Linked DNA regions of Homo sapiens: all the other regions are linked to region 2. The links are chromatin loops, found by intact Hi-C in ENCODE. Cell type or tissue: PC-3. All regions are shown on one strand.

The links. Hi-C counts contacts between places; a loop is a spot of excess contacts. Peaks named below come from ENCODE experiments on the same cell type or tissue, not always from the same donor. Only the 100,000 strongest peaks of a DNase experiment are listed, where the experiment ranks them.
Region 1: a loop joins it to region 2, with 4 times the contacts of the local background. A loop is called at or near these places in 13 of 110 quality-filtered maps.
Region 3: a loop joins it to region 2, with 9 times the contacts of the local background. A loop is called at or near these places in 14 of 110 quality-filtered maps.
Region 4: a loop joins it to region 2, with 2.9 times the contacts of the local background. A loop is called at or near these places in 6 of 110 quality-filtered maps.
Region 5: a loop joins it to region 2, with 4 times the contacts of the local background. A loop is called at or near these places in 3 of 110 quality-filtered maps.
Region 6: it touches region 2 in a loop (7-fold over the local background); 2 of 110 quality-filtered maps call a loop at or near these places.
Region 7: it touches region 2 in a loop (10-fold over the local background); 18 of 110 quality-filtered maps call a loop at or near these places.

The regions. Positions count from the first base shown.
Region 1 is chr20:47,723,241-47,727,240 of GRCh38, forward strand. All of the region lies in intron 3 of SULF2 (sulfatase 2), which reads right to left. Among named protein-coding and RNA genes, the nearest start is that of SULF2, 60 kb to the right of the region's middle. In PC-3, CTCF peaks have their summits at 2,302 (motif pointing right) and 2,503; a DNase peak (open chromatin) is centred at 2,301.
Region 2 is chr20:48,293,865-48,297,864 of GRCh38, forward strand. No RefSeq gene overlaps it. Among named protein-coding and RNA genes, the nearest start is that of LINC00494, 64 kb to the right of the region's middle. RefSeq lists enhancers at 784-1,529, 1,530-2,273, 2,274-3,018. In PC-3, a CTCF peak has its summit at 1,945; a DNase peak (open chromatin) is centred at 1,847; H3K27ac peaks cover 714 bases.
Region 3 is chr20:48,618,182-48,622,181 of GRCh38, forward strand. No RefSeq gene overlaps it. Among named protein-coding and RNA genes, the nearest start is that of PREX1, 210 kb to the right of the region's middle. RefSeq lists enhancers at 736-1,236, 1,272-1,980, 2,803-2,862 and a silencer at 2,373-2,502. In PC-3, CTCF peaks have their summits at 2,479 (motif pointing left), 3,016 (motif pointing left) and 3,224; DNase peaks (open chromatin) are centred at 2,380, 2,980 and 3,370; H3K4me3 peaks cover 2,026 bases; H3K27ac peaks cover 2,383 bases.
Region 4 is chr20:48,178,389-48,182,388 of GRCh38, forward strand. No RefSeq gene overlaps it. Among named protein-coding and RNA genes, the nearest start is that of LINC00494, 180 kb to the right of the region's middle. In PC-3, no CTCF peak of the experiment used is centred here; DNase peaks (open chromatin) are centred at 1,853 and 2,443; H3K4me3 peaks cover 510 bases; H3K27ac peaks cover 2,374 bases.
Region 5 is chr20:48,010,917-48,014,916 of GRCh38, forward strand. It overlaps LOC107985436 (a long non-coding RNA gene), which reads left to right. Exons shown (of 4, transcript XR_007067623.1): 2 at 1-465. Among named protein-coding and RNA genes, the nearest start is that of LINC01522, 23 kb to the left of the region's middle. In PC-3, CTCF peaks have their summits at 1,634 and 1,836; a DNase peak (open chromatin) is centred at 1,765; H3K27ac peaks cover 1,960 bases.
Region 6 is chr20:47,927,620-47,931,619 of GRCh38, forward strand. No RefSeq gene overlaps it. Among named protein-coding and RNA genes, the nearest start is that of LINC01523, 54 kb to the right of the region's middle. In PC-3, no CTCF peak of the experiment used is centred here; a DNase peak (open chromatin) is centred at 1,932; H3K27ac peaks cover 2,911 bases.
Region 7 is chr20:47,675,783-47,679,782 of GRCh38, forward strand. SULF2 (sulfatase 2) reads right to left here. Exons shown (of 21, transcript NM_001387048.1): 8 at 2,894-3,022; 9 at 1,296-1,352; 10 at 712-841. Among named protein-coding and RNA genes, the nearest start is that of SULF2, 110 kb to the right of the region's middle. RefSeq lists an enhancer at 3,005-3,505. In PC-3, CTCF peaks have their summits at 687 (motif pointing right), 2,245 (motif pointing right) and 2,460; a DNase peak (open chromatin) is centred at 2,269.

The DNA of each region.
Region 1 (4,000 bases), 570 kb before region 2:
CTCAAAAAAAAGAAAAAAAAAAAAGTTCACAAACATGCAAGATAATTTCAAGGGGGCGAGAAGTCCTAAGAAGAACATAAAGCCGGGTGTCATGGTCGAGAATGAGAGGGTTGAGGAGTACTAACCGACACAGGAAGGGCAGGAAGGAAGAGAGAATGGATGGAGGAAGTTCTCCGCAGTGTGTGAACAACGCTCTAGACCAGGGATCCCCAACCCCTGGGCTGCAGACAGGTAGACAGGTAGCGGTCTGTGGCCTGTTAGGAACTGGGCTGCATAGCAGGAGGTGAGTGGCAGGCGAGTGAGCAAACTTCATCTGTATTTACAGCCGCTTCCCATCACTTGCATCACTGCCTGAGCTCTGCCTCCTATCAGATCAGCAGCAGATTATCATAGGAGCGTGAACCCCGTTGTGAACTGTGCATGCGGGGGATCTAGGTTGTGCACTCCTTATGACAATCTAATGCCTGATGATCTGTCACTGTCTCCCATTGCCCCCGGGTGAGACCATCTGGTTGCAGGAAAACAAGCTCGGGCTCCCACTGATTCTACATTATAGTGAGATGTATAATTATTTCATTACATATTATAATGTGATAATATTAGAAATAAAGTGCACACTAAATGAAATGCGCTTGAATCATCCCAAAACATCCCTCACCCCCAGTCCGTGGAAAAACTGTCTTCCACGAAACCGGTTGCTTGTACCAGAATGGTTGTGGGCCAGTGCTCCAGACAGAGGTAACTGCACATACAAAGGGCCTGGGGCAGGAATGGACCTTGGAAGTTCTGAGGAACAAAGAGGCTAGGCAGCCTGAGTGCTGTCACCAAGGAAGGGACAGATAGGAGATGTGGACAGAGAGGTGAGCACACCCAGGCCAAACAAGGTCTTGGCAGCCCTGGCGAGGAGATGCCAGTTTATCCAAAAAGCAGTGGGCAGCCGTAGGAGGTTTTCAGCCGGAAGTGATGTGGTCAGGTTTACAATTTTTAAAAGTGTCCTCCGGCTGTGGGTGGGGAGAAGGAATGGCCAGTTGCTGGGGACAAACAGGGACAAGCAGATCGCCAGGGCGAGAGGCGAGAGCTGCTTCTGTCTTGCCACTCCATGCATTCCTGTCTTCCGCCTGCCTGTTTTTAGTGAGGCTGTGGCTATTGAGGAAGACTGGGCTGCGGGGGACACCAAGGCCCTGCTGACTGGTTGTAGCAGGGCCAGGCGGAGCTCTGGGTGTTGGTGGCATGGAGGGCGGGCTGCCTGTGCCTAATTAAATGCTGGCTCCAGCCATCCGCTCCCTAGAAGGGTCTTGCAGCTCCTGCAAATGAGGATGAGGCCCATTCATTCCCTGGAAACTCAATTAGCTGGGTATGGAGGGCTCCATCTCTAGTGACAGGTTTTATTGCCTGCTGAGTCACCACGAGGACAAGCTGTGTCTTAAATATCTGTCTTGTGCCTTTTAAAGTGTGGTTTTGTTCAGAGGGATGGACTAGAGGAGGGGGAGAAAATCCACAACAGACCCTCAGAACAAGGCCTGTCACTCAATGGATATTTAATTATCGCCTTGGAGGAATCTGACACTACTTGCACCTTTCAAAGAGCTGTTCTCAGCGCCATCAGACTGACCTCCCATTTCTATGACAAATATTTTGTAGAGCGCCCTTGTTTTCTTGAAAGGAAATTTATAGGTAACAAAAGCTACCTATGCATGTCATTTCCACAAAATCAATATAATGCTCTAACTGCAATCTACAGGGAAAATAAAAGGAAAGCAATTTATAATGAAGATAAATTTCAATATGAAATTCCCCCAGCACATCCATCAAGAAGGCACAACACAGTAGTCAGGCAGACGCCTGCACCTAGACACAGATTCACTGGGAATGTGACAATTACAAGGGCAGCTGGGTGGGCGGGCGACATTTGCCATTCAAATCCTTTGGCGTAGCACTGTCATCGGGGATGGGACTTTCAGAAATAAGGAATGACTCTTGGGAAAGTTTTGCACTCAAGTATAATATTGCCTCCATTTTCTTATTCCGTACATTCCTGGGAATATGCAAAAACCCTCCAGTATTTACATATAAAATAGACGTAGGTTCAAGACTCAGATGACAATAAACATAAAATAATCTACCCATATGAGTGATGTGGTAGGAAACTCAGAAGCTATGTGGAATACAATGCAATGTGGGGGCCACGTGGACTCTGCTGTGCAGAGCAGGACATCAAAGTCCTTCTTAGTCTCCGCCCCCAGGAAGCCAGCAAAGTCAAATCCTTCACCATCACCGGCAATGCAGTCACAGAGTTTAACCCCTAGGGGGCGGTGTGCTCCCTTGAGAACCACCAGCTTAGAAAGAAGTTTGCAAGCCGGTGGCCTGCAGACCAATCCATCCCTCAGGTGTGTTTGCTGTGGGCCTGCCCGGTGTTTTCAGTTGCTCATTCTTAAAAAGTAGAGTGAACAGTCCACAGTTGAAATCTGGGCACCCCCTCCCCACCCAGCCTGCCTCTCTGCTTTGGGCTACCTGCCAGCCCTCTATGCATTTGGAGCCCCCAGGCTAGAACGGGTTCACACAGGGATGACAGAGGAAGCCCCGCTCCCGGCCTCGGTGTAGGAACTCGGTTTCCCTTCATTTGCTCAAATCCCCTGCGACACGGATGGATTCCCAAAGGACTCGCTGTGTGGGCTGGCACAACCTGCTGGCCCCGGGATGGATGGTGTCTGCTGCTCGGAGAACAGGAACCTGTCCTGAGACCCTGACCCGAGACCCAGGAAGGTTTGGGAAGACAGATCAAGGTACTGGGAGCATAAGGGGAAGTGAGTGCAGGGATGAGGAGGAGGAGATTGGATTACAGATGAGGAATCACGGAAAGCACTCACCTAAAGTTCGACAGCCACCACCCCCTGCGTTTTTATTGCCCCTTCTCAGTGCTGTGTGTCACTCCCCACTCCCAAAAGATTTTGTTTGATTAGGCTTTATTCTTCTTTCTTTTTTAGAGACAAGGTCTCACTCTGTTGCCCAGGCCGAAGTACAGTGGTGTGATCATGGCTTACTGCAGCCTCAAACTCCTAGGCTCAAGTGATCCTCCTGCCTCAGCCTCCCAAGTAGCTGGGACTACAAGCATGGACTACCATGTCCAGCTAATTTTTTTTTTTTCAAATTTTTTGTAAAGATACAGGTCTTACTATGTTGCCCAGGCTGGTCTCAAACTCCTGGCCTCAAGAGATCCTCCTGCCTCGACCTTTCCAAGTGCCGGGATTACAGGCCCAGCCATAGGCTCTATTCTCCTGCTGTCCAAGAGTCCTTTCTGTGCCAATGGAAACATTCTCTATGTGCATTATCCAGTACAGAACCCATGTGCGCCTACTGAATACCTGAACCATGGCTAGTGCACCTGAGAAACTGAAATGCTAATTGTAATTAACGTAAAGTTAAATAGCTCCCTGTGGCTAGTGGCAACGGTACTGGGCCATTTGGCTCCAGCCTAACTCATTCCAGAATGTTCAGGGAGTCACAGCTAGCACCTAGGAGAGGACTACAAAAGGTCTCATGCACTCTGAAACCCCCGGAAGCCTCTTGAGGCCCAGGAGACAGGGTGTGCCTGTCTGTCACCACAGTCACCCTTCCCTCACTTTTGACCCTGCAGCTGTTTCAACGCCCACTGCAGGTGGAGATTCCTTGAGAGAAACCATGGTTGGGAAGGGAAGGCTACGCATGGAGCTGATCTTCAGGGCGGCCACACTGCTCCCCACCCAGGACCACAGCTGGGGCAGTGAAGAGGGGAAGAGCGGCAGGTTTGCTCAGTTTGACATCGGCTCTGCAGCCTTTATGGGGGGGGGCGGGGTTTAATGTGTGAAAGAAACCAGCCGTCACGAGATGAATGTGTTCCCCAAAATATATGCTCAAGTCCTTGCCCAGGTACCTGTGAGGGTGACCGTGTTTGTAACATGGTGTTGTAAGATGAAGTTACGCTGGATCAGAGCGGGCTCTAGTCCAATCACTGGTGTCCTGA
Region 2 (4,000 bases):
ACCACTGGGAACTCTCTGTGAACAGTTCTGTGGTCTACATTACATCTCACATAAAATGCAGCGATTTCACAGGCTGCAGCCCCACCAAAACAGTCTCATAAATGGTTTTTTAAGCTTCCATTCAGCATATAATGCGGTCTCATCCATTTCATTAATCTTGGTTACATTCACATTTTACAGTTTTGTTTTTCTGGCTAAGACCATTGAATTTTTTTTTTTTTTTTTTTTTTTTTTTTTTTTTTTTTTTTTTAGATTTCTCCATTTCTAATACGGAAATTTGGATTTCTGCTCAGAGATCATCGTTCACCAAGAATCTGAATTTTTAATCAATTTCTTATCTATTTGAACACAACATGGATGAGAGACATGTCCAAACCTTTCTGGGTTGCAAATACTGAGTGGGAGGCCAGCCTTCATCACCAGGCGAGAGGTCTTGTTCCACCCCCGAGCTTGACCGCATGGGAATCAAATTCATGACTCAGCCAAGCTTGGCATGGCTGCATGTGATGGGGTATGGTGGCCATCAGTGCTATTTGCTAAATATGTAAGGGCTTCCTTCCTGCCTTTTGGTAGAATTGCACTTCCCTGCCACCTTGCCGTTTGGTGCAGTCATGTGACTGGTGTTGTCTAAGACATGTGAGTGGAAGCAGCGTGTATCATTTTTGAGCCAATGTTCATTAAACCACTTTAGCTTCCACCTGTCATGGTGATTTTCTAGAAATGTGTCAAGATGAAGGCTGGGGCCCTGAGCAAATACAATGTGCAGACACCACTGTATTCACAGAAGGGAAACATAGCATTTGAGAGAATTAGCTGTTTCTTATTTTAAGCTGCTGAGATTTGGGGATCTTTTAACTGCCCATAAGCCATCCCAATTAACACACAGAGTCATTTACAAATCATTAAAGCCTCTGATGTTAAATCTGTGAATTGAAATGTTCTACAATGTGCAAATCACTTTGGTAACTTTTTTTTTTTTCATCTAGAAAAACTCAGTCCTTCGTCAGCTCTGAATTGTGGTGGTAAACTCCTGGGTTCTATCTGAAGTCAAATACCAAGGAGAAGGTGCAAGCTTCGCCTTCTGGAATAAATTCAGTGAACTGCCAAGCTTCCATTCTCTCTCCTTGGTACTTGACTTCAGACAGGACCCGGGAGTTTACCACCACGATGTTTCCTGCTGCCTGCTGTAGCCCTCTGAGCCCTGGGTCTGTGCTCACTATGCTGATCCTGGCGACCATGACCTCAGTGACATTTCTCAAAAATCCCATTTTCTGCTTTGACCTAGGGTCAGAGACACACTCAATAAGCAAGCCTGGTGTCCATCAAACGTTGCTTTAAATAAGAACATAAACTTAAAGGTCTTTACAAGAGAAATGGCATGTGCAGCTAATGGAGACCAGAGAAAGAGTTATTAGTCCAGGAAATCAGGAAAACTGATTAGCAAGACGAAAGGACATGGCCTGAAATCCAACTAAGCAGTGACAGATGCAGATATTATTCTGCAGGTGTTAGTTCATCCTGCTTAAATAGCAAGGCCTGAAGGCTGGTGGGATCCTTCACTCCTTTACGTTGACAACAACAACAAAAAAACACCAAAACTCAAATTTAGATAATCATCAATTGCAGAACAATTAAAAATTATCTTTGTAACCAGAAAACTATTTTTCTCTCCCTGCATGTAATTGTCTGCCCTTTGTCTGAGGCCTTAACAGATCAGAGGTCAAGCATTCTTAAGCTTTGAGTGGAACCAGAGCACTCAATCCAGCATCAAAGTCCTGAATGAGGTCGGCTCCTCCTGGAAAATTTTTGAAAGTACACGTCATCGCATTCCGATGATTCTGGCCTTAAATTTTCCTTCCATTTCTTAGCTGAAGGCCTAATTGAAAACAGCCAAAGCTAGTTGGGTGCTCTGTCTTAAAGGTAAAGAAGGACACCTTCAGGAGAAAGGAGGGAAGAGAGCTGATAGCTTGATGACTCTTCTTGCTGAACCAGCTGAATCTAAGGACTGAGTAGTAACCGGCCACACAGTATAATTTTAGGGACCCTCTAAGTACCACTGGACTGCTGTGTGCCTTCAATACTACCATTATTGCTCCTTTCAGGTGAAGGCACTGAATACTCCTTTTAAAGTAAAAACATCATATAATTGGAAGATTTAATCAGTCAGCACTCTTGGTTGCATGCAACAGAAAACGAGTTAAATAGCTTTAAATGAAAGAATTTTATTACATCAGGTGACTAAAATGTGCCAGGAATGCCTTGTTCGTTGCAGGCACAGCTGGATCTAGAGGCTGCAATGATGTCATCAGGTCCGGACGAGTGTCTCCTGGCCTCTTGGCTCTTCTTTTTCCCTCTCAGGACCATTCTTAGAGAGTATCTCCTGTCATGGCTGAGGACAGATTCAGCCCGGCAGAAAAGAGCCTCTGCTGCTCTCAGAAGCCACAATAAAAGGCCTGTTGCATCTCATTGGCCCCAAGTGTGTCACATGCACCCAGGCACTGGAACATTCATGGCAGCTTTGTTTGTCTGTGATCATGAAAAACACAGAGCCAGCCCGGATGTCCACCAGCTGGAGCTCATGGCGTGGAGTACTCTACAGAGGTTAAAATAAACTGGAAAAGTGGTCATACATGAAAATGCAGTGAAAGTGAAATACACGAGCATAGTAAACCTAAAGTTCAGGTGTGATTCTCAGAGGGAGGGAGGCAAACATGATGGTGGAGAGTTACACTAGAAGCTTCCACTGTGCTTGTAAAGTTTGATATCCTTTGTGAAATGGTTTGTTGCAGAATAGTTTTCTATGCACCTAAAATGCTTTTGAAAATTCAAGCCACAAATACCCAACCCACACTCAGCGTATCATCTTTGCCCTGAAATGATGTCTGTCCCACGTGAGTCTGTGCATCTTGTTAGATAACCTCAGAAACATGAGAACACTCGACTCGTTCTCCTTAGCAGCAGGCTCCTGCTAGCTCCGTTCTCCTGGATCCCTTTGGATTTGTCTTGCTGGGTTGTTGGGGAGTGGAGACGCCCTCCTCCCTGAAGCGTTTCCTCACATGGTGATTTGTCTATTGTGCATCAGTCAGGATCCCGGGAGGACCTGCAGGTGCAGCCACCTCCCCACAGGGACAGAACCAGATCCAGCTGCCGAGAACCAGGAGACCCAATGTCAGGTGCAATTCTGTGCTGGGATCTGAGTGGAACCACAGGTCTGTGCAGCAGGAGGTGAGAAGCTCATGACTACAGAGAGAGGCATGGCTGGGGACCCAGTGCCTCTGCCCCATCTCCATCTCTGCACCTCGGGGCAGCAGAACACTCCAGGCCTCTCTCACAGTGACCAGCATGGAGCAAGGCTGCCCATCTCCCCACCAGCCTGCCCTGAGTATGAAACTCCAGCATTGGAGATTCCTTCCTTTTTGGTTTTCCTTCTTTCCCTTTTATAACTGAGCAACTTCTAGGCAGGATGGCTGAATGAGCCATACCAGTCCACCTTCAGCAGGGGCTTCTGGCTGGCTGATGGAGGCATGTCTCTGGGGAACAGCAGAGCTCAGGGTAGGGACAGAACAGGGAGAGCTGGGAGGAAGGAGAAAGGCCCTGCAGCAGACGCTGCAGAAGCTTTCCATCCTCCTTGCCTTAACCTGGGGCTCACCCAAGTCTATACTCGTGGTGAGGGCAGGGGGAAAATTGCTTTTTCTTAAAGTCAGTCATTGATGACACCTCCTATCACTGAGTATTCTTGGGGCAGGCCTGCCCCAACCAGCTAGACCAATGGTTCCTACGGAATTTTTAAGGTGGACAGAAGGTTCCTCTGGGGACGTTAGTCAGAGCTGGGTGTCTAATGGAGCCCTCACCGCCAGTTCAGCCAGAGCAGCTTGTTTTTGATCTGTTTGACAAATAGAACTTTTCCATAAGGTTCCATTTGAATGAAGTCTTCACACCTAAACATTTGAGAATGGCTGCTTCAGTCTAAGCTGGGATCATCTGGTTTCAAAACCGTCAA
Region 3 (4,000 bases), 320 kb after region 2:
AGGACCCAGTAGCCCCCTTGGGGCAGTCACCCACAGCCTGGCGCTGATCAAAGGCTTTGCCTGCCCCTCCAACCCCGACACCGGGAACATGCGGTTGGGAGCCCATGCTGCAGATGGGGAAACCGAGACACAGACGAGTCAAGTGACTTGCCCAGGAATCCAAACCCAGGAATCCGGACCCAGGGAGTCCGGCCACAAAGCTCAGGCACTGACCCACGAGCCCTAATCCCCATCTTTACAGCCCCCTCCTTCCCGTCCTCACGCCCAGATGCACCTGGGATGAACGTACTTTTACAAAGTCAATGTAGTTCTTATTTCCTGAACAGCACCACGATAAAGAGTTCGTTTGTTCCTTCAACATTTCAGCCAGCCCGTGGTTTCTATAGCCCTTTCTTGGCATTCCTTCACTTTTAATACACTGGAAGCCCCAAGAGGGAAGCCCCCTGGGTCTTTCCTTGGTGACCTGCTTCTGCCAGCAGCGAGTGGGGCTGCGGGTGGGGACCCAGGACCTGGGACAGGACAAATCCCGGCTCAGAGGCTCCTTGACTGCGTGCCCCTCGGGGAGCGCCTTCCCCCTTCAGCTCCTTCAGCTCCACAGTGGGAGGACAGCGACAACCATGGTGCCCCCCTAGGGCTCTCGTGAGGATTCAGTGAGGTGATGTGCACAGCCTGCGACACACAGTAGGGGTTCAATCAGCACCAAGCATCAGTGTCCCTGCAGTCCCTATGGGGCACGGGGATCTGCCTCACCTGTTAATCAGGAGGAGGAAGGCGAGTCTTTCCTTTTCTTTTTGGAGTCAGTCTCTCACTCCATCACCCAGGCTGGAGCGGAGCAGTGGTTTGATCATGGCTCACTGCAGCCTCGACCTCCCTAGGCTCGGGTGATCCTCCCACCTCAGCCTGGGACCACAGGCTTGCACCACCACCCCAAGCTAATTTTTTTTCTTTATTTTTAATAGAGACAGGGTCTCACTATGTTACCCAGGCTGGTCTCAAACTCCTGCGCTCAAGCAATCCTCCAGCCTCAGCCTCCCAAAGTGCTGGGATGACAGGCGTGAGTCAGGGCACCTGGCTCTAGACTTTCGTCGACGTCCTTTCTGGCTCAGACATTCTGAGCCTCCACCATCGGGTAGGGTCAGACCTTCTGAGCCTCTGCCATCCAGACAGACCCAGATGGATCAGAGGAGGGTGCGAGGGTGAGGGTGAGGCAGAGTGTTCCCAGTCCCTCTTTATGGCCAAGACTCTGCAAACAGGACATGGATCTGGCTTGGATAGGACACAGATGTGACAGCCCTCATGTCTCCCCAGCCTCAGTGCCCCAGGACCCCCTGCCCTCTTCCTGACAGCAGGGGATGTGAGGGAAGGAGGGCAGCCCTGCATCCCACACCCAGGCCCCCTCCCCTCCCCTGATACCCAGCAGCCACGGGTCCATCGTCTTCCAGTGTCAGCCACGCACCATGAAAACAGATACCACCCACCGGGGCCATTCCTGTGCTGTTTTTCAAAGAGCTGTTTGGGCCAAAAGCCAGCAATGCAAGTCTGTGTGCCCTGCAGGGCTGGCCCTCCTCCAGCTCTTCATCTCTGAACCTCCTGTCCCTGGAGCAGCTCATCTCAGCCCTGCCAGTGTCTGGAAAGTGCCCATCATCACCTACAGCTCTAGGAGGGCTCTGGCGAAGCACAAATCAGGACCTGAGAGCATCTCCCGTTACCCATCAGCCCCGTGGCGGTGACATGTGTCCAGCAGGCAGCAGAGCCACTGGGAGGGGCACAGGGTGGGTTGGCTCTGATTGGAGCGGACATGGCAAGAAGGATCTGGAGGTGGAAGCCAGGGCAGCAGGGCCAGCTGCAGGGTGGGGGTGCTCGGGCAGCCCAGCATGGGGAACTGGAGCCTGGAAAGTGCTGGAAGGGAAACATTGCAGGAAGCAGGAGGACAGGGAAGCACCCACCCCACATGCTGGGCAGAGGCTGGCTAGGGACCCGCCCTGGGAGTGGATGGACTTGAATCCTGGGCCCCTCTGCTGAGACCCTCAGGACTTCGGGATGGGAAAACAGAACAGCACAGGGCCGCTGCAGTGACCCAGGGAGAGGAGCTGAGCCAAGCCACCCTCACGCACCCAAGGACCTGCCCCTGGGCCACACCCCAGACAGAGCCCCGGGCTCAGGGTCTGGAGCCACACGGCCTGGGCTCAAATCCAGCCACTGTCCTTGTGAGCAAACTTTGGCTGCAATAATGGGAGGTGCAGCTGGTGAAGGCGCTGGCAGCGGAGGCATTTCCTTAGCATCCCTCTCCTAACCACCCCTGCCCCACTCCAGCCCTCCAGGGAACGCTACCAGTGCCCGGAGGGAGGCAGCTTCAGGCTTGGCTTTCGGCCTCCCCTGCCTGCAAACCCCGAGCTCCAGGCTTGCAGTGGGAGCCTCCCAGGAGCTCTGGGCAGGAGGCCCGCAAGGCTAGGCGGGGCGCCCTGGCCCACAGCGCCATCTAGTGGCCGTCACTTCCACAAAGGTGCACCAGTGACTGTGGGTTTCTGGTCACAAGCTTCGTAAGCACCCCGCTTTACAGTGCATAAGGGCCTTTCATATCCTTCTCCTCCAATCAGAAGAGAGGAAGGGAAAAAAGAGAAAAGAGAGAAGGGAAAGATCCCCGAAAGGAAAGAATTGAAAAATCGAGTCAAGCTCACAGACATATGTTATGGGACAAAGACAAATATAGAAAAGCTTAGAGAGAGAGAAAGAAAATGAGGGGGACGAAAGTAAGAAAGAGACAAATTTTAAAAAGTTTTTAAAAAGAGAGAAAAAAAGAGAAAATATTCACGGCAAGCCCAGCCCAGGAGAGGGATAGCGCCAGTGCCCATTGTCCAGACGATTCCAGGCCCCGCCTCCAGGCTGGCTCTGTCCCAAATACCTGCACCCAGGAGCCAGCCTTCGGTCTGAGTGCTGGAGCCCGGGGAACAGCAGCCTCTGGGCACTACGCGGTCCCCAGCACCACCTGCTGGACAGACAGGGCACTACACTTATCCCGGGAAGTTCCACTTTGGGGCCCTGGAGGAGACTCCTGGTACCCCCGCAAGGCAGCCAGGTGGGCGTAAAGTCTCCATTTCTCAAAGAAGGAAGCTGAGGGTCCCAGAAAGACAGAGAATCTCAGATATGGCCACTCAGCAAGTATCAGGTGTTGACAGATTCAGGAGCAGGCGAGGGTGTCTGACTTCAAAGGTCCTAGTCCAGCCCCCCATGAATGAACCCACGTGGCAGACACAGAGGTTAGAGGGGCCCGCTTGGCCACAGATGGGTGTGGCTTGCGCCCCCCGCTCTGATCACTGTGCTAACCCTGCTTTCTTCTATTAATATTTAGCCGTGATTCACCACTGTCTGGCCCTGGGCTACAGTATGGAAGGGGTGTGGTTCCTGCTCTTACTGCTGGGGGGAAGGTGGACAGGAAGTACACCAACAGTTATTTAGATAAAATCATAAAGCGGTCAACACACCCCATCGTACCTTCCACTTCCTGGGTGGCCTCTGTTGCAGTCCACGCCAAGGGGCCATCTCTGGGTCAGCACCTTTTGACAGATGAAAAAACTGAGGCTCAGAGGAATTCAACCACCTGGGCCCTGCCCTCATCCTGGAGGAGCAGAGAAGGAGAGGCTCCGAGAGACGTCAATGCGGGGCTGCGCCTGCCCCTTGATTCTCCATTGGACGGCACAGTGACTCCGGGTCACCAGGTCCTCCCCGAGCTGACATCGCCATGGCAAGTCCAGAGCTAAGGATCTGGCCGTCAGCGTGAGCAGGCCGGATGAGTGCTCGGACCACGTGGCTCCGGGGAGCTGGAGAGCTGGCACCCTCCTCAAGAAGACAGCCGCTCCTCAGCTCCAGCTGACATGTAGCCAGGTGGGAATGTGGACCAGTGTGACCAGAGCTTCTGATTTTTTCTTTAATCTTTTTTTTAAGAGGCAGGACCACACTACGTTGCCCAGGCTGGAGTGCAGTTGGCTATTCACAGGTGTGA
Region 4 (4,000 bases), 120 kb before region 2:
TTGGTCATGATGGGTCACTATTCACAGGATGCAGCCTGCTCTTTTAACAAATAATTTCCAAGGTTTTGTTTTTGGAAGTTTTTTTGAATTATTATTTTCGGTATTTGTATTGCTCCCTTGCTGCATTGTCTTTTTTTTCCTTGAGAGATTCCTTTTATCTGTAAGTTAGTTCTTGTCTCTATCAACACAATTTTTTACCCTCTCTCCTAATTTTTGCTTCATCTGACCCTTCCGTCCACTATTATCTTCTCTGCCTCCTAAAATCTTTAAGACAATTATTTTATCAACAATCCCCCCTTCTCCCTAACATCTCCAGATGACTCTCCCAGTCCCTCCACGGACCAGCCTTGCCTGTAATCTGACTCTCTTTGAGGACAAGCAGCCCCTCTCCAAGGAAGCTCTCTTTGTTTCCCTCACAATTCAGGCGCTCCAAGTCTAGAGGCAGGGTCAGCCCCCTCTCTGTTTTTCATGACAATCAATATATCACTTTCCTTCTTCCTATTTCAAAAGCACATCTTGCTTGAAGCTCTTGCCATGTGTCTTTAACTCCCGTCCAACATTCTCCGCCCCTCATCTGGAAACATCCCACTCAGTCCCCTTTATTCAGTAAAGACTGAAGCTCTTGGCTCACTCTTTTTTTTTTTTCAATCTCATCTAAGGCCCTAACATCCACTCAGGTTCCAATCCTGGCTCCATCCTTTATTAGATCCATTACTGTGGGCCAGGTGCTGAATTTGCTTGTGCCTCAGTTTCCTCACTGGCAAAATAGGACTAAGTGGTCCTTACATAGTTGTTGTAATGATTGAATTAAAGTGCAGAAATGCTCAGAACAGTGCGTGGCACTAAATGTAGTCTGTTATTATTATTATCATCATTTAAATTTTTATCTGGCTTGGCTGGAGGAGCACAAGTAGGCCCTTAGCTGAAGCTGAAATGTGAAGACTTTTTAAAGAACTCTGTGATTTGATTTTGGTGTCCCAGAAGGTAGCATCCTAGAGGTATTAATTTATAAACCATTCACAGGAAATAAAGAATAAAATGTAACTCCTTGCAAGAGGGCTTGTTTATATATTTTATAAGTAGACTTTACCGCTTCCAACTACTGATCAAACCAGCTCGCCATCAACTCATGATAAAAAGTCCTCATTGGTAACAATAGGGGAGGAAACAGGAGCATTTCCTACATCCACCTTGGTGATTACCAATGTGTGAGACCTTTGCAGACCCATGGATGTACCAATATCCTCCAAGGGTGTGTTGGCATGGCCACCTCCTCCCAAGACCTCCCCATACCACACATCCCCCACCACCGGCATCTCATGCCCACACCATCTGATATGGTTTGGCTGTTTCCCCACCCAAATCTCATCTTGAATTGTAGTTCCCATAAGTCCCATGTGTCATGGGAGGGACCCAGTGGGAGATAATTAAATCATGGGGCAGGTCTTTCCCGCGTTGTTCTCATGATAGTGAATAAGTCTCATGAGATTTGATGGTTTTATAAAGAAGAGTTCCCCTACACAAGCTGTCTTGCCTGCCACCATGTAAGAAGTGACTTCGCTCCTCATTTGCCTTCCTGCATGATTGTGAGGCCTCCCCAGCCATGTGGAACTGTGGGTCCATTAAACCTCTTTCCTTTATAAATTATGCAGTATTGGGTGTATCTTTATTAGCAGCATGAGAACAGACTAATACACACCCTCTCATCCTCCCTGAACTTTCCACCGGCATATTCTATCTCTGGATTTCACATCATCACACAAGGCATTTTCTGAAAACTCCTGTCACCCCCTCCTAAAGTGATTTGTCACCAGCAAATAGAGTGATGGGAGGAGCCTCTTTATTAACCAAGAGATGATTCATAGGGCTGCACACAAAGCCTGTGAAAAGCAATGTTTATTTTCTTGAAATGACATAAAACTATCATTAATCATCCTACCCAACCCATCCTGAGCGACCTCCTCGCTTGTTTTAACTTCTACAAATTAATGTAAATCACTAGATTCAGGGTGCATATTTGGAGTGGAGGGTCAGAAGAGCCGGCCAGAAGACCTTTGCTTCTGTTTCTATAAAACATCATACACTAAGAAAAAAACACATTTCCATTTCTTTCTTTCCTATAATTGGTCAGGGGTCTTCCAAACTCGAGTCTGTTCTTTGTGAACCAACATAGCAGAATTTAATTTTGTACCCCTTCTCCCCTCATAGCTAAACCTTGAACTTACCGACTGGAGTGAACAATGAGGCCACCATATGGAGGACAGCATCCTGGTCTAGAAAAACAATCTCCATAATGCACCAGCCCATCCAAAAACAGACTGAAATTATATGTTGAAGCACAGTGGAAATTTCCTCCTGCATGTTTTATGTAAACAAGTTCATTTGTTCATTCAATGAATCCACAGTTCTTCAAAGGCTCTGTTTATATTAAAAGAAAGAAGCAGAAAAATTTGGATTGGCGGGCAGCCAGCTCTACACCTACAGAGTTGTCAAGCTGTTAGAGCAACATTCGGGAGCTCCGATGTTTATGTTGAGATGGGCTTTTAAGCCAAAAGTAAAATATTTTTTTTTGGATGAAACAGCCAGATATGTGAGCAATGGACTCACATCATCAGAGACAAAAAGACCAGTGTTTTGCAAAAGGGCAGAAGCTGAGCTGGTGATGGGCCTCAGACCTTGCGCAGGGCCCGAGGACTCTGTCTTCTCATGTCTATGGAGCAGCATCTCAGGGGTTTCTACATTAGACAGCTTTAAAGTAACAAAGAAGAGCGAGTGTCTGAGGTTAAGACCTTGACACACGATGGTCTCTAGGCTGCTGACTTGAATCCTCAGGAAAAAATCTACCCACCAAAGGCCTAAAAGTTGGGTTCTTTCCAAGTGTGATATTTTATATTTACTATTTAGAAGACCATGCAGTAATCAAATAGCAGCTTCAAGAGAGGCTCTATGAGAAAGAGTGTCTTGTATCCATCAGGATTCTGTGGTTGCAAGTGACAGAAAATCCTACCCCAGTTGGTTTAATCCAACCAAGTGTTTCATTGAATCACAGACTTGAAGCAGGATGGGGATTTTTGCTTTGGGTGTGGCTGGATCCAGGAACTCAAAGGATGTCACCATGTGGCTCTTTTTCTCTATTTTTAAACTGTGCATTCCCCTGAGTTGGCTATATTTTAGGGTAGATGTTCACTCGTATGAAGGTGGCCAGCGGCTGCTCCAGCTCAGCATCGTAACTTCTCAGCAACTGCAGTGGAAAGAGAGCACTGCTCCTGCAGTTACTGAGGCCGATACCTGAGAATTGGCCTTTAGTAACTTTAACTGGGTCACATGTGCATATCTTAACCAATCACTGTGGTCATGGGATAGAGACTTCTGATTGGTCAGACCCAGGTCACATCATAGCCCTGGACTCAACAAAACTACCTGCACAGGGAGTGGAGGAGGGGTGGCTCGCCCAGGAAAATAGGGTTCATTACAAGAAAAAAGGGAAGCGTATTTGAAGCAAGGAAAATTTGGTCTGAAAAACATTTAAAATTGTAAAAAAAAAAAAAAAAAAAAAAAAAGAAAAAAAAAACAGAAGGAAATTGGGTATGTTTACTTTGAGAATGAGAATAATCATGATTATGACGAATCCTGGAATCTTAAAGTTAGCAGCATCTTCCCAGATTGAGACCAATAGTTTCCAGACACATTTTTTTTTTAGAGCCACAGACCTCTTTTGTCAAATAAAATCTAAAGTCTGTGGGAACGTCCATGATGAAAACGGATCGACACTAAGCTATTTAGTTAAAAGAGGAAAAGGGTAAAAGGAGGAAAAAGGCCCAATGTCCCACCCTCTTAGTTCTCCCAATTCTTCCAACATCAGCTCTTCCTTGGAAATTGAGGGAAGACAATAAAAAAAAACTGCTGGGGCTTCAAAGATGACTTTAGGGAGTTAGACCCTGACCAAGAATAACATTGACTCATACCAAGAAAAACTTCTTCCCAGATCAATTCTCTTTCA
Region 5 (4,000 bases), 280 kb before region 2:
TATCACCATTACCTTCATCATCACCATCACCTTCATCACCACAACCACCATCTCACAATCACTTTCATCATCACCACCACCATAACCATCGTCAATATCACCATCACCTTCATCATCACCACAACCACCATCAACCATATCACCATCACTTTCATCATCACCACCACCACAACCACCATCAATACCACCTTCATCATCACCACCACCACAAATCACCATCATATCACCCTCACTTTCATCATTACCACAATCACCATCAATATCACCATCCCCTTCACCATCACTACCAACACAGCCACCATCATCAATATCACCCTCAACTTTATTATCACCTCCACCATCAGCAGCAGCATCAACTTCATCATCACCATCACCACCTCTGCCATCAGCAGCATCATTATTATCTTCATCATCATGGTTTCAGCCACAATCGGAATCAACAGCCGTCACCCAGAGTTGAAGGAGGTAGGAAAATGCTTTTGTAAAGCACACCTCAAATGAAAAAAAAAAAAAGCTTATTGCCTATAAATCGACCATGGATTTCTTGGAAATAATTTCTAATTCATTCAAGATTTTAAGCATGCTAACTGCTTTTTATTATGAAAATGCTGCAGGCTACTTTTAGGGAAGGGCAAGAACACAGGGTCTAAAAATGGTCCTAGTTAATGGTGAATTTTGAAATAAATCGATGCTATGCTTGATATATTCTGAATTTTATATGTTCAAAGTGGATGGGAGAAAAATGAATCACCTGTAGAGAAAATATATGTGAATTCTCAGAGGACTTTTAAAAAGTGAGACCACTTAGATTTGATACAATTTGAGTTGATCCAAATCCTGCCATGTCACAGGGTTTATGAAGCCAAATCAAAAGAGAGGGGAAACATTCACCTGTGTTAATATTCATGCATTTATTATTGTTCTTTCTCTTCATAAAGTAGAGAATTTAAAGGTTATTATAAAGCTCTCCCATGAATTATTCTGTCCAGTAAAAGTAAGCAGCTGCTAAGGGGGAGAGAAATAAAACTGGAAAACCCAAGTAGTCCTATGAAAGAAAGAGTGTGTGACTATGTCAGATTTTGGGGTGTTTTCCTTTGCTCCAATGACCATTAGAAATTCCAATCGAAGTGAACTCAACTTAGAACTCATTTATGCCTAAACCAAACCACATCTTGCAAACCTGGAAGGTCCCCAAATTGTTTCAGGTTGAAGCTATGGGGAGTGTCTTTGCTTGGGTTCTCCCACAAGCAGAGCCTGAGTCAAGGGCTTGGGTTCAGATAGATTATGGAAGCAATCCCAGGAACTGGAATGGAAGGACTGGGAATAGTGAAATAGAGAAAGAGAAGAAGCTAATACAAGGATGCATTTTGAGTTAGTTACTGTGTGGCAGTTTTAAAATATGGCTGCAGATGTTTGATGCTCCTCCAATCTAGAGGTGGGCTCTATGCCCCCTCTCCTTTCCTGTGACTCTTCCGGCTAGCAAAAGTTATGCTATGTGATTTTCCAAGGCTTGGTCATAAAAGATCATTTAGCTTCCATCTTATTTGCTAAAACACTTGCTCTTGGAATCCTGAGCTACCATGCCTGAAGTCTGCCATGCTGGGAGGAAGCCCAAGCCACGTGAGGAGGCTACATTTAGGCCCTCTGCTGGGGAGTCCTAGCCAAGGCTAATCTGTGAGCCATTGCAGGCAGACATTACACAAGTGATTGAAGAATTCTGTCATGATTCAAGCCTCTAGTGATTTGAGTTGCTGGCAGTATTTCAACTCTTTCCAGCAGAGGCCTCACACACATTAGGGCTATGTCTTATCTGATTTTCTGACTCACAGAGTCAACGAGCAGAATAAACTGGTTCTTGTTTTATGTCACAAAGTTTTGAGGTGGTTGGCTATGCACCAATAGACAACTGGGTACACAGGTGGACAACTAGGCTCAATCCACTGGAGACCCTCTCAGAAACCATGTAGAATGTGTCCCTCATTGTCTGCTGAGACATCAAGAGGGGAATATTTGAATATTTGCCACTGACTCCAGACTCCCTCCCTTTCCAACCTGGCACTGTTTTTATTTATTTTATACTTTGCATGGACTTTTTCTCCAGATATTTGCATGACTGTATCATTTACTCCCTAAGATCCATGTGCAAAGTTTGCCTCCTCAAGGAGCCCTTTTCTCCCTATTCCTGTTAAATTGCATCCTCTCAGCCTTCTTCTCCTTCCTGCTATATTGATCTCCATGGCACTCATCACCCTCTAATAAACTATAACGTTTCCTTATTATTTGGGTTACTTCTTTCTTCTCTTTATTAGAATATAAACTCTGTGAGAGCAGTAATGTTTGTCTGTTTGCTCAGTGATGTAGTCTTGGCCCCTAGAAAGTGCCTGGCATAGAGTAGGTACTCCATAGACACATATGGAATGAAACAAACATGAAGTGAGGTGGAGAATCCTGGGGGTGAGGGAGAGGAAAGCCTGGTGGACAGGTGTCAGGGGAAGTTTGCTGGAGGAGGTAACAGTTAAGTTTGGCCCAGAAGGATAAGAATAGGCTCATTGGCTGAAGGTGTGGCAGAAAGGGTATCCCAGATGGAGGGGACATCTGTGTACAGAACTTGCCACACACGAGAAACTTAAAGGAGACCAATGTGGAGTGGTAGGAATGGGGGTGGGGTAGTGACACAAGATGAGACTGGAGAGATGGCAGGAGTGACATTGTACAAAGAAAGATGTGGCTCTTTGTAAGAGCTATGTCATAGGAAGGAGGAAAGCATTTGCCAGTTTCCTAATAGAGCAAAACATCAAGCTTTCTTCTATGCCCAAGTGTACCCAAGACCCCTAAAAGGTTTGCCTGGAGAGGAGGCACAGTGACTCTACGTCATCCAAGATCCCCTAGAAATGCATACTCAACTTGATCACTTAAATATTCAAATAACATTTCCCAATTATCTTCTCTTTTGAGACAGAGTCTTGCTCTGTCGCCTAGGCTGGAGTGCAGTGGTGTGATCTCGGCTCATTGCAACTGCTGCTTCCTGGGTCCAAATGATTCTCCTGCTTCAGCCTCCCGAGTAGCTGGGATTACAGGCGCCCACCATCATGCCCAGCTAATTTTTGTATTTTTAGTAGAGATGGGGTTTCACCATGTTGGCCAGGCTAGTCTCGAACTCCTAACCTCAAGTGATCCACCCACCTCGACCTCCCAAAGTGCTGGGATTACAGGCGTGAGCCACCACGCCCAGCCAAATAAACAGAATTTCAAGCCACGTATTTTACAAGTTAAAAATCCCAACTGGCAAAGAAACTCTCAGTTCTTTTTATCCCCTAGCCGAACACCGTGACCTCTTTACAGATCCTAAATGTTTTACTGAAAAAATATAGTGACCTCTTCCAAATGCATGTGGTCAGGATCCTCTCAAAAGCCTCTACGAAGACGTGGATCCACAATGAAGAGGTCTGCTCGCCCCTCTGCCGCTCAGCCTGTTCCTCACCAGAGTCACCGTCTCTCCTCTCCAGGCAAAGGTTGGAGGGGCCTTGGGTATAGAAGAAAGCTTGAAAGGATGTTTATATGAGGTCTTAGAGGTGAAGTCCTCAAACAGTAGACTCCAGCATCCAGATCTTTCCTAGGTTTGGTCTCTGCATTAATCAGGACCCTAGATTACAAGTGACGTTTTGCTCTATTAGGAAACTGGTGAGTGCTTTCCCCCTTCCTATGACACAGCTCTTACAAAGAGTCACATCTTTCTTCGAAATCTGAGACTGGGGGCTTTTCTACAGTGGCATGAGTTAACTTGGGACTGAACTGTCAGAGTGTTCCAGCCCTTTTGGCCACAGAGACTGGCTCAATGAGATAGCCAAGGGGTCCAGTCAGAGCCAATGAGACTTAGCTCTCCCATGGAAACTGAGGGATATGAAACTCACATCTCTATGGGAGTTGCTGGATCTGCCAGAAGCCACGCCACGCCACAAAGAGAGGCTGCCCAAGAATGGAGCCCACAGAGGGGAAGGCA
Region 6 (4,000 bases), 370 kb before region 2:
TGATCCCGATTACTGCTGTGAGTAATAGTGCTCCCAGTCACAGACATCTGAACAGACGTGCATGTACTTTTCTCCCACGTGGTAGTCTGGGCGATAGCTCAAGGCTGGCATGTGGGCACTAGTTGACCAAGCACCCAGGGACCTGATTTCTTCATTCGGGTTTCCCTGCCAGGTGTGGCTTCTATTCTCAGGAACAGTACATGGTCCAAGATGGCAGCTCCAGCTCTAGCCTCAGCCCCAGACGTGTTGCCCCCCAAGCAACCAGAATGAAAGAAGGTATGAAGTCAAAAAGGCTCAAAGCATCAGGTTTCTTTTCAAGGAACATTCCAAGAAGCTGTCACACCTCACTTCCACTTACACCCTATTAACTCTGTTAAATTAAATAAGTAGGAGGTCATTAGCCTGAGGCTTTCTCTGTACTTTGAGTTCTTCCATAAAGCTCTGCAACCTAACTTAGTATATAAACAAACTGAAACCTAATTTAGGAGTGTAGATTTTTTGTAACAGATACCCAGATCTCAGCCAATCACCAGCTGCCAAGTTTCAGCCAATCAGAAACTGCTGAGCTTCAGCCAATCAGAAGTAGCCAACAGGTCAGACCATGTCCAAATAAGGCAAATGCCTAGGTGTAATCAATCAAGTTAATTTTCTACTTTATTTATATCTTCTGTCTATAAACACTTGCTCTCCACCTTGCTGAGTTGAGCCCTCAGAATGTCTTCAGGTTCTGAGTGCTGCCTGATTCTTGAATTGTTCTTTGTCCAAATAACCTCTGTTAAATTAACTTTGTCTACAGGTTTTTTTTTTTAATGCCTTCAAAGCCAGGGAGAGCTGCAGCATGTTTTTTGGATGACTTCAATATTAAAAAAGATTCCTGAATACTGCGTAGTACTGTTGGCGCTATTGCTTCCACCACTATGACTACTACTGGGATAATGATTGTTGTGCTAGATACACCTCTAAGCACTTAACACGTTGAATCCTCTTAACAGCTCCAGCATGTAGATACTATTATTGTTATTCCAAGTTACAGAGGAGGAAATGGGAGCAGGGAGAGGATAGGTAACTTGCCCACAGCCATGCAGCTGGTAAGTGTCAAAGAAAGGATTCAAACCCAAATAGTCTTGTTTTAGAGAGTACACTCTAAAACACTACTTGCTATAATTACTGCAAACACTATCTGATTGGAAATTCCTTTGATTTATTTAGGAGTTTTGATCCAGTAGTTTTTTTCCCCCACAGGTCTTTTAATTTAATTAATATAAAGTATATTATGAGTATTTTCAAATACACACGAAGTATAGGAGAAAGTGTAAGAAACTTCCATTTATTTACCCATTACCCAGCTTTAACATGCGTGGTAAATCTCATTTCATCTCTATGTCACCTTATACTAGTTTATTTTCTTTTGGATTATTTTGAGGCCTAGACCTTGTATCATTTTTATCATAATACTTTAGTATGTGTCTCTAAAAGCGAAAGACTCCATATTAAAACACAAATATAATACCAGTATCTTGCCTACAAATAATAAGCAATAATTCTTTTAATATTATCAAATATCTAGTCAACGTTCAAATTTTCCTGATTATCTCATAAACTTTTCTTGAGCTACTTTTTAAAATAAAGATTCAATGAAGGCCCATACTTTGTTTCTTCCATCTGTTGTTAGTCTGTAACTTTCCTAACATCCTGTGTGTGTGTGTGTGTGTGTGTGTGTGTGTGTGTGTGTGTGTACATTTATTTCATGTTCTGATGAAAACTTCGTGTCTTATAATGGATCCTTCTTCAAAAGTTTGGGGGAAAAAAACCTGCTCTAGAGAATTTGAACACTGCTTTTTTTTTTTTTTCCATAGCCAATTGGATTACTTCCCCCTTGCAAACTTCTCTGACTCAGATGTCATGAAAATCCTGGCCCAGGAGTCCTGTCTGACTCACAGGGACCAGGAAATTCTACCCCTCTCTAGGGGACAAGGAGGGATTTGTGTGATTTTAGGGAGCAGATGATGCTGTGGAAAATACTACAGGCCTCAACTCTTCCCCTAGTTATAAAGTCTGCTGACTCCAAAGTGTGCCCCATCTGCTCTTCCTTTGATTCTAGGGGCAGACATAATTACATAAAGTAGGACATTGATCTTTTTGCATTTTTAAAGCCAGAGTCATGTCTGGGAAAGCCAAGTCTGCCGTATCTGTAATAACCACCTTAAAAATGCAGGAAGGAGAAGGGACGTGCATGGAGTTGAAAAGTGTCGAATGCAAAGCAAGTCAGTAATTATGGCACAGAGTGAGGGCAGTAAATGTGCCTGATTATGCAAATCCAGGTGGAATGTGGATGCCAGTGGTGTTCTCATCTCCAGTTAAGAGGGTGGCTGTCAGCACGAGAGTCCTGGACTGAGGGAGTAGGAGAGAGGGGCCAGGCCAGAAGGGGCAGGAGCCCCGGAAGCTGGATGTGGTCCTGGGTGGGCACAGCCTCAAGCAGTGAGGGCCCTGCATCCAGGGACAGCTAGGTATGGAGGGTGTGCAGGGGCCCCCAGATGGAAATAAAGCCCCACCAGCATCTGGCAGGCCACCCAGGTGAGTAGACTGGGGCCCCAGGTAGGAGGCACCTGAGGCTGGGAAGATGCTTCCCAAATTGTGATCTGCCTGTCCGTGGTGGCTCATGAAATGAGTTAGACAGCAAGAAAAATCTTGCTATCTGATGGTTATGGGTGTATTTGAATGTTATTTCACTGAAACACAGGGGACTGGTGATGGGTGTGAGCTCTGCAGCTTGAATGCCTGGGCTTGAATCCTGACTCTGCCATGGACTTTTCAGCTGCGTGACTCAGCCCTGCTGTGCCTCAGTTTCCTCACCTATTATTATATGCATATGCATATAATAATAGACCTACCTCCAAGAGCTGTGGGGAGAAATCAATAATGAGCTAGGAAAGTGTCTGAAATGTAGCAAGAAGTCGATAGATACCAGTGGTTATTGTTGTTGTTCAGAGAGGTAGTTGAGAATTTAGACTCTGGAGTTGGACAATAGCGAGTCAGGTCTCACCTCCCTGGTTTTCTAGCTGTGAGGCCTTGGATAACCTCTTTGTGCCTCATTGTCATCATCTGTAAAATGGTGACAATAATAATATCTTCCTCATAGGGCTGTGGTAAAGATTAGACAAGCGACCGTATGGAAAGCCCTTAGAGCTATGGATGGCCCATGGTAAGTGCTCAGTCAATATGCACAGCCATCATTAGTATTACTAGTTCTTAGTAGCAGGCTACATTATACAAATGATCCAACTTTTATAGTCCATTTGAAAAAAAAACATGTTAAGTAATCGTAGAGGTATTATCCAGGAGTGGCAGAGAAACTGTTCTTATGGTAGGCTAGCCCTGAAGTTTGGGACATAGAAAAGCAGGCACATTTGAAGACCTAGCTGGTAGTTCATATCAAGGATGTAGGTAAAACATTTGTCTATGAAAGCACCATGTCTCAGTTATCTAGAGCCACATAATAAACAACCACAAACTAGTGGTTCAAAACAACAAACATTTCATTATCTTTCATGGTTCTGTGGGGTAACTGGGCTCCGCTGGGCAGTTCTTCTGGCTGCTTATTTTCAGCTGGTGCTGCAACCAGAGAAAGGGAGGAGCTAAGAAGACACCCAGGGTTGTAGCCAGAGTAACTGGAATGGTGACATTTCCGTTTGCTGAAATGGGGTAGACTGTGAGAAGAATAATTTTGGGGCCTGAGGTTGAACAAGAGTTCAGCTTTGTTAAGATCATGTTTGAGGAGTCCAGTGGGCAGTTGGATATACAAGTAGAGATCTCAGGAAGAAGTTGGGGTAGGACTGAAATATTTTAGAACGCTCAGCATAGAATGAGTATGTAAAGGCTTCAGTCAGGATGCGATCGCCTGGGGAGTAGGAGGCCTAGGAAGACACAGATGTGGAAACTGAAGCAAAGGGGTTCAAGGAATTGCCTTGTCCACAGACTGTTGTGGAGGAAGCTGCACTTT
Region 7 (4,000 bases), 620 kb before region 2:
GCTTTCCAGCCTCAGAAAAGCCTCCTTCAGGCTTTCCCAAACATGTCAGTTTCTGGCTATCTCTGATACTTCCCAGATAATTTTCTTTTTTCTTATGTTTTTAGAGACAGGGTCTTATTCTGTCACCCAAGCTGGAGTGCAGTGGCGCAATCATAGCTCACTGCAGCCTCCAACACGTGGGCTCAAGCCATCCTCCCGCCTCAGCTCTGGAGTAGCTGGGACCTCAGGCATGAGCCACGGACTGTTCCTGGCCATAATTTCCTTAATATTTCTCTTGCAATCAATTCACTTTTTAAAACCTTACCTATATTTATTTTAAAAAGCCATGTCTTATTACTCCTATAAAAGGAAAACCAGTCACAAAGAGGATACTGTCAAAGTGAATATGGTGAAAATAAAATAATTTAACTCCTGCTGGGGCCTTCGTGCAAGAGAGATCGGCAAGGGCTAGAGAGGCGCTAAGGGCATACACACACCCACGGGACACTTGGCCTCTGACACGGTCAGGGTCCAAAGGCTGCTGAGAAATGAATCACTTATTGTGAGCATCATCCTGCACCACCAAACAGCATCTTGGGCACCACACGGCAGCAAAGGACTACCCGTTGGGAGGCCCTGGCCCTGCTGGCTCAGCGGCTCTCAGAGCCTCGCAGGTCAGGGCCGGCTGCAGTCAGGAGGGGGAGCCGTTGGGAGGGAAGGGAGCCTTCTTACCTGTCCCAGCTGCTCACACGCCGTCTGGTACTCAGCACGCTGACACAGGTCCTTCACACGCTGGTACTTGGGCAGAAAGTTCTCCTCCTGGGCGTCCACCTTGTCATTGTCTCTCTTGTGTAGCAGCTTGCTATGGGGCAGAGAGCAGGAGCCGCGGGGCCGGCCTCTCAGCTCTGGAGGAGCCCCGGAGGCATGTGTGCCCACCTAGAGGGGTGCCCCCTCGGCTCCGGCTTTTCCTCACAGTGGAGGGCGCAGGGCCACCTGCCCGGGTCTTCTGATGTTTAGGAAACTTAAGACATTGGAATTTTATAAGAAACTTCCCAAATTGCATGAGTTGGCAATAAATTAAATAAATTGAAGACATTGTAGAGGCTGGACAAAGCATGCCAAAAGCGTACACGTGACCTCAGACCCCAATTCTGTGTCTATAGGAGCAGTGAATGGGCTTTGTGTTTAGGGGCCTTTGGACCAACTTCAGAGCCATGGGCAGCTCCTGAATAGCATGATGCGGTGGGGCTACAGAAGCTTCCTGGGCAGAGGGAGGGAGGTGGGCAGGGGTGTCCCTCCCAGGACCCGGCACTCACCCTCTCTCCACCAAGAAGGAGTCCCGCCAGACCCTCATCTTCTTTTTCAAGTGAAACCTGGAAAAAAGCACGGCTCCTGCTTCTCAGCAACATGAGGGCTTCCCACGACCCCCCGTTCCCCCAGGAGCAGGGACGGCACCAGGAGTCAGCCTTGGTTTACGGTCAGCCTGGACAGCAATTGTGGTGAGTGTGCCCAGCTGGGCACTAGAGCATTGCCCACCCTCCTCTGAGTTGAGCCACCCCTTCCCCAGAGACTTGGGTCTGGAGACACACACAGTAGAAATGACCCAGGTCAAAATCACTGTAAGTCCCACCCAAGTAACTGTGTGTGTGTGTGTGTGTGTGTGTGTGTGCGCGCACACACATCTCAAGCCCCTCCCAGGAAGCCCAGCAACTCCCCCGGCACTAGACGAGCTCTATCTCGAGTTCAGCGTCAGGCGCAGTGGTTCAGCATCAGGCGCAGTGGTTTGGCGTCTTGAGCTCTGTCTTGAGCTCAGTGTCAGGCGCAGTGGTTGCCTTGATGTCAGGTTAATTGCATTGGGTTTTGGGAGTATTTTCTTCTTTGGTGCTTTGCAGTTGCATGTATGTAATTTGTATGTTTCATCCAGTGCCACCTGGTCATTTCCATTTCCTAGATGGGGACTCTGAAGCTGAGAGGGGAAGCTTCCACCCTGTCCCCTGACCCCCAGGTGTCCTGGCTCCCAGGCCAGTGTCCCCAAACATGTCCATTTTATACCATTACAGCTTGCCTGGCCTCACAGTCAGGGGAGGAGCCTCAATGGACACGGTCCCCCTACAGGGCAGCCAGATGTGGGCACACAGTGCTCGCCTGGCTGGAGCCTCTGGGAGGCCACAGGGGAAGGGCTCCGCTGCCAGAGGTGCAAGCCAGGAGTTGAAGTAGCACCTGGAGGCCAGGAACCTGGTGGCTGTTAAGAGCGCTGGCCACCAGATGTCGCTGCGGCCACACCAGCCTCCCCGCCCTGACTCAGCCCACCTCCCACCTGTCTGACTTGCTCACCCTCACGGTTCCTATTCTGCCTCTCTGGACACCTAGGAATATGTTCCCATCACACCCTCCAGCATTAAAGTTATGGGGCGTGGTGAGTCAGCATCTGAATTCCCAGAGCTACATCCAGACTTGCTGGGATACCTCCGACACGTCACTCAATCGCTTTGGGATTCAGATTCCAAACTGGTAAAATGGGGATGATGATAATGTCCACCTCGCTGGGTTACTGTGAGGATCAAATTCCTAGATTTCCCTGCACAGTACTTAGAATAGGGCCTCACACACAAGCGCCGTGCAGTTAGCACCATCTCCTACCATCACTGCTGCTATCATTTCAAGCTTTGGGTAATTTTAGCTCAGAGAAGGTCCCCAACTGGTCACCTTGGCCACATTCCAGATGGGAAGACAGAATCTCGGAGAGGGGACCATGCTTCTCTCCCACAGCAGGTAAGTGGTTGGCATGGCGGGACCTGAGAACCCCAGCTCCCGACCCTTGGAGACCCCACGTTCTAGACCCACAGGGTTTTGCTCTGAGTTCCCGCAGGTCAATGTCCCGGCCCCCTCAACACCTGCCCTGCTCCGTCCTCACCGATTCACCGGCCGCTCCGTGTCCAGCAGCTTGAGGATGGATTTCCCGTCCATATCCGCAGGTATGTCCAGGCCTGCAATGTCCAGGATGGTGGGGGCCAGGTCAATGTTGAGGACGATGTGGGGATTCCTGGGGGAGGCAGGAGATCGGGGACTCAGTCACTCAGGTGGTGGTGCCTCAGCCTCGCGTGGGGGGTGGGGAGCGGTAGGTGGGCAGCAGTTTGTGGGAGGCTGACATCTGCAGGTATGGAAGCTGCAGTCTGGCACCTCAACCTCAGCAGCTCCCCTCTGCGGCCCAGATTCAGCTGAACCCCCACTCTGTGCTCGCCCCCCCTTAGTTTCTGTGTCTCAGCTCATGCCGTGAGCTGACAGCCTCACCCTGTCCCCCTCCTGCCCTTCCTGTCCCCACTTCCTGAGTGAAGGCGACCCCCCCTTTACAGCCAGCCCAAATCCTGGCCCTTCCTGAACCCTTCCCCTGAACCTCTGGGGCAGACACTGGCTCCTCGCTGTTCCTTGACAGCCCAGGCACAGTGCAGCCTCAGGGCCTTCTTCTTTACCATCCTCTCTGCCTGGAATGTCCTTTCCCTGGAGATCAGGGGCCACCGTCCCTCACCCCTTTAGTTCTTTGCTCTATGACCAAGGAGGCCCGTGACAGGCCTCAGTGGTCCCCAGAATCCCTGTCCCTGGTGATCACACCTTAATGTGACCCCCTCACCTTGGGTGTGGACCAACCTGCACCTGCTGCCAACCAGTGGGTTGTGAAGGTGATGGGCTGTCACTCCCGTGGTTGTGTTATGAGATAGTCAACTACTATCCTGCTAGCAGTCTGGCTCTGGTTTCTTTCTCCCCTTGCTGGCTTTGAAGAAGCAAGCCACTCTAAATCAGCAGCTAGACTGTGAGCAGTCTGGGAGGCAGACTGCATGGGTTCAAGTCCTCTGCTTGCACTTGACCTGCCCCATGAGCAGGGACGCAGATGCTCCCCAGTCAAGCCTCTGGATGAGACCACAGCCCTGGCCGGCACCTTGATTTCAGCCTAAGCAGACGACCCTGCAGGGCTAGGCCCAGGCTTCTGACCCTCAGACACTGTGAGTTTGTACATGTGTGTTGT